Regions from separate parts of the Homo sapiens genome. Here region 2 is linked to region 1. Evidence: read pairs that join two places in POLR2A ChIA-PET (ENCODE). Cell type or tissue: IMR-90. All regions are shown on one strand. Region 1 overlaps TNRC6B (trinucleotide repeat containing adaptor 6B). Region 2 overlaps TNRC6B (trinucleotide repeat containing adaptor 6B).

Region 1 (2,500 bases):
CATCCTGGCTAACATGGTGAAACCCCGTCTCTACTAAAAAAAATACAAAAAATTAGCCGGGCATGGTGGCAGGCACCTGTAGTCCCAGCTATTCGGGAGGCTAAGGCAGGAGAATGGCGTGAACCCAGGAGGTGGAGCTTGCAGTGAGCCGAGATTGCGCCACTGCACTCCAGCCTGAGCAACAGAGCGAGACTCCATCTCAAAAAATAAAAATAAAAATAAAAATAAATTTAAAAAATCATTAAAAAAAACCCAGCTACATGGGTTAAATATTACATGAGGGAACAAAAGCATGTTTTTAAATATTATAGATTTTAACTAACATTAAGCTTAGTGTGTGAATCAGGAGTTACAATCACCAGAGAAATTGACATCTTAGGCATTGTTCATGAAAGCACAGCTTTTAACAGAATGCTTAGGGTCTACTTGGTGTTAGACTACTCTAGAAAATACCTTTCTGTTCTTGGCTCTTCACCAAGAAATGGAAGGAGATACAGGTGAAAGAACTGATCATATTGAGCCTGAAGATGAGATGCAAGGGAACTGTAATCATTGTCTGAAGACATTTGAAGAATCAGCCTGTGGAATAATGTGAACATTTATGGAGGACATCTCTAAGCATTTGACATTGATTAACTCATAAAATCTAATAATGACTGAAGTTAATATTGTTGTCATTCCAGTTGGAGATCAGGAAAGTAAGGGTCAGAAAGGCTAAATGAGTAACTTGCTCTGAGTCAGCTTAGAAATGGCAGAGCTGGGGCCGGGCGCGGTGGCTCACGCCTGTAATCTCAGCACTTTGGGAGGCCGAGGCGGGCGGATCATGAGGTCAGGAGATTGAGACCATCCTGGCTAACACGGTGAAACCCCGTCTCTACTAAAAATACCAAAAATTAGCCGGGCGCAGTGGCGGGCGCCTGTAGTCCCAGCTACTCGGGAGGCTGAGGCAGGAGAATGGCGTGAACCCAGGAGGTGGAGCTTGCAGTGAGCCAAGATAGCGCCACTGCACTCCAGCCTGGGTGAAAGAGCGAGACTCCGTCTCAAAAAAAAAAAAGAAATGGCAGAGCTGGGTTGGGAGCGGTGGCTCATACTTGTAATCACAACACTTTGAGAGGATGGCTTGAGCCCAGGAGTTTGAGACCAGCCGGGAGGTCAAGGCTGCAGTGAGCCATGATCACGCCACTGCATTCCAGCCTGGGTGACAGAGTGAGACCCTGTCTCAAAAAAAAAAAAACAAAAAAAAAAAAAAAACAAAACTGGGGAGGCAGGCAGAGCTGGGATTACAAACCCAGGCAGTCTGCCTCTAGAACTAAAGTCTTTTTTTTTTTTTTTTGAGATGGAATTTCACTCTTGTTGCCCATGCTGGAGTGCAATGGCACCATCTTGGCTCACCACAACCTCCGCCTCCCAGCTTGAGGCAATTCTCCTGCCTCAGCCTCCCTAGTAGCTGGGATTACAGGCATGCGCCATCACACCCAGCTAATTTTGTATTTTTAGTAGAGACGGGGTTTCTGCATGTTGGTCAGGCTGGTCTTGAACTCTTGACCTCAGGTAATCCACCCACCTCAGCCTCCTGAAGTGCTGGGATTACAGGCGTGAGCCACCACACCCAGCTCTAAAGTCTTTTTTTAACCTTTTTATTTTTTTAAAGAGATGATAGCTCGCTATGTTGCCCAGGTGTTCTCAATCTCCTAGGCACAAGCTAGTCCCCCAAACTGCTGGGATTACAGGTGTGAGCCACTGTGCCCAGCCTCTAGGACTAAATTCTTGGCCATTGTGCTACACTACTTGGCACTCACGGACACGTTCTTAAGCTTGTTCTCCATGGCCCCAACTAGTCCAGTGGGTTCAGTAGATGAGGGTGCAGGGAAACTCACTTCTTCTTACTTAAATCATCTTAGAGGAGCAAACCAAAGATAGGAGGGAATCCTCTGTCGCCAGAGCTTCCTGCAGCCTCGCCTAGCTCACTCCTGAGAACAGGGAGAAGGACCCTGCCGGGTCAGTGACCTTCCAGGCTCTTTGATGCTGGCTCTTTTTTTACACTGCCACTCTGTGGGTGTTTGCTATCAGAAGCCATGCATTGAAACTCATGTCTTCTATTTACAAGTTAATATATTTGTCTTACTTGTAGCACAGAAATACTTTCACGTAAGTATTATTTATTAGCTTTATGCAATGTAGCATGTTTTGTTTTATGGCACATTTCCAGTAATAATTTCTTGGTTGGATAAAAGCCATATTGTCATCAATTTTTTTTTCTTGAAGATGTTTTCCTGAATATAAAATTTATACTTTTTATTGTAGAAAATTGGAAAGTCTAAGAAGAAAATTTAAAAACTGTTGTAATCTCACTGCTCCAAGATAATCATTGTTAACCCTTGAGTGTATTTTTCCTGTTATATATTTTTCACAGAAAAGTTTGACAACTCTTGCTTTAGATTCATCAAGATTCTTTTCACAGAAAAACAGTTTTATTTTGATAAATTCTGAAGATTCCTTT
Region 2 (2,500 bases), 120 kb before region 1:
GACTCCGTCTCAAAAAAAAAAGAAAAGAAAAGAAAAAAAAGCCAAATAATTACCCCATTTAATAATTTTTAGTTATTTAGATATTAGACTTCTTTAAGTGGAACTTGTTTCTGTCTGGTGGCTGGGGAGAGGGACAGCATATGCTAATTGTTTCTCTGTACAGTATTGTTCGTGGATTTACTCTAATCCCACTTTCCTCACCTGCTTGTGATTAAGACGGGTGTCAGGGGTAGGGTGGAGTGAATTGAAGCCACTTGGCCAGAAAAGGGATTTATTTAACTCATGGCAGTGACATCTTAACATTGTTTTCTTCTTTCCGTCATATATTTGTTCAGCAGTAATTTATTAAGCACTGATGTAGGTGCTGGGGCATCTAAGAATTAATTTGGTTGGCCCATTGCCTTCAATAGTTTGGTTCATGTGGAAATACTTGCCATCTGGTGACTAACTATATAACTTACTGCTTTAGGTTATGACTGAGATAACTCCTTAGTTATCTTTTCTGATAATCAGGGAATGAGTGGTAATTTTTTGCTTCTGGTAGTTTTGGAGACTTCATTGAAGGTTTGACTTGATAGTCACTTTATTAAACATTGTCTTTAGCTCTGTGCACTATCTCTTCAAAATTATCTTTTGCATTACCTCTGAGAACTTTGCAACCTGGAATTGCCTTCCTAGTTATTTTATCACATCCTTCAATTTTACTTTTTTAACACTCCTAAATTGTATCACCATCTGAAATTATTTGTGTATGGTACGTCTCCACAATACTATCCGGTTTCCTGAAAGCAGAGACCTTATCTGTTTTCCTCACTGTTGTATCCCCAACATCTAGAACGGCTTGGCAGGAGTGGATGTTGAGTGAAAATGTGTGAGTATAAGGTCACCAGGACTCACTGTGTGACGATGGTAGGCTCGTTTCCTCACCAGCAAAATGGGGATAATATATTGTTGCGACGCATAAAGGAAATGCTATATGTGAGGGCTGGGCACCTAGTCTTGTTGCTTAGTAAGTGTTTCCTTCCCCTTTGCTGTATCTCCCTTTGTTGAATGAACCAGAAAGGCTTTTATGGCCCCGCAGAATGGCTCTGTTCTTTCTCATGGCTACCAGGATCATGAAGCCTGTACAGTGATTGCACAGAGCTTTAGCCTGCACAAGGACAGGAGCAGCACGGAGCCTTTTCTCTTTATTCAAGTCCCTACATTCCTGTGGTCTGATGTCGTCTCTTCATAACTCTCCAGTTTCCTTCAGGCTGTGCCTCTGTGTTGTATCCACGTTTACTTGGCTGTTTTTCATACATTCTGTGCTTTGCATCAGAAGGTTCTCAGCAATTTCAAATGAATTGGTCTTAGAGTTTACAAGGCAAAGGAGAACATTGAATACAGCGTTTTCTCCCTCATTGTGATTATTCTGGGCCCACACATGTAAATTCTGTTTATTTGACTAAATTATTACTAGGTTGTTTTTTTTTTTTTAATATGAGATGGAGTCACTCTGTCGCCCGGGCTGGAGTGCAGTGGCGTGATCTTTGCTCACTGCAACCTCCGCCTCCTGGGTTCAAGCGATGCTTTTGCGTCAGCCTCCCGAGTAGCTGGGATTACAGGCGCCTGCCACTACACCCAGCTAATTTTTTGTATATTTTAGTAGATACAGTGTTTCGGCATGTTGGCCAGGCTGATCTCGAACTCCTGACCTTGTGATTCACCTGCCTCGGCCTCCCAAAGTTCTGGGATTACAGGCATGAGCCACCGTGCACAACAGCCAGTTTTGACTCAATGGGCAAAATGAAAATTTAGGTCCATTGCCCACTTTATACAATGCTGTTGAATTAATATGGGTGACAGAAAAATGGCTTTCATTCATTGACGTTGGAATTTGTTTTTTAAAAAACTTAGAAAATGATCTGTTTACTCATTCATTCTGCAAATAATTACTGAGTGCTTTTCACATGCCAGGTGTTGATAAGTACAAGTACAAGCCTAGCAGTAGTGTGAAGATTTTCTCCAGACACGACTGCTGAAGTTAGAGAATAGATGCAAGGGGCTGGCTGGTGCTCAGGGTGTTGGGGGGTTAAAAAGGGTGGACACCTAGAGAGATAACAGCTTCTGCAAAGACCACGGGGCACTAGTGGACATTGGCATATTTGGGGAACAGCATAGAGAGTACTTTGACATGGTTGGAGTGTCGTGTGCTTAAGGGAAGAAATAATCTGAGAAATGAGAGGTAAGCTGAAAAACTAAGCCTTGACCAGATGCAGAAGAGTGTATAAGCCACGTTTGAAAGTCTTTTTCCTGAGAACAGTTGAAGGGTTTTAAGTGGGAAAGTCACTTGTTCAGATTGGATTTTTGAAAGACGATTCTGGTGTGTTGTGGAAACTGGCTGGGACATTGCACGTCAGACCAGATGATACTGTAGTAATCTCAGGTCATAGTGGCCTGAACTGACAACAGAGTTGGGGACAAATGAATGAGTTCCAGAGGCATTTAGGAAGATTTTGGA

Evidence for each region. Peaks named below come from ENCODE experiments on the same cell type or tissue, not always from the same donor. Only the 100,000 strongest peaks of a DNase experiment are listed, where the experiment ranks them.
Region 2: POLR2A ChIA-PET joins it to region 1 with 14 read pairs; 10 of 35 experiments call an interaction of 5 or more read pairs at or near these places.

What each region holds. Positions count from the first base shown.
Region 1 is chr22:40,297,924-40,300,423 of GRCh38, forward strand. The region is part of intron 12 of TNRC6B (trinucleotide repeat containing adaptor 6B); the gene reads left to right. Among named protein-coding and RNA genes, the nearest start is that of ADSL, 47 kb to the right of the region's middle. In IMR-90, no CTCF peak of the experiment used is centred here; no DNase peak of the experiment used is centred here.
Region 2 is chr22:40,182,234-40,184,733 of GRCh38, forward strand. All of the region lies in intron 1 of TNRC6B (trinucleotide repeat containing adaptor 6B), which reads left to right. Among named protein-coding and RNA genes, the nearest start is that of TNRC6B, 5.6 kb to the left of the region's middle. In IMR-90, no CTCF peak of the experiment used is centred here; a DNase peak (open chromatin) is centred at 1,238.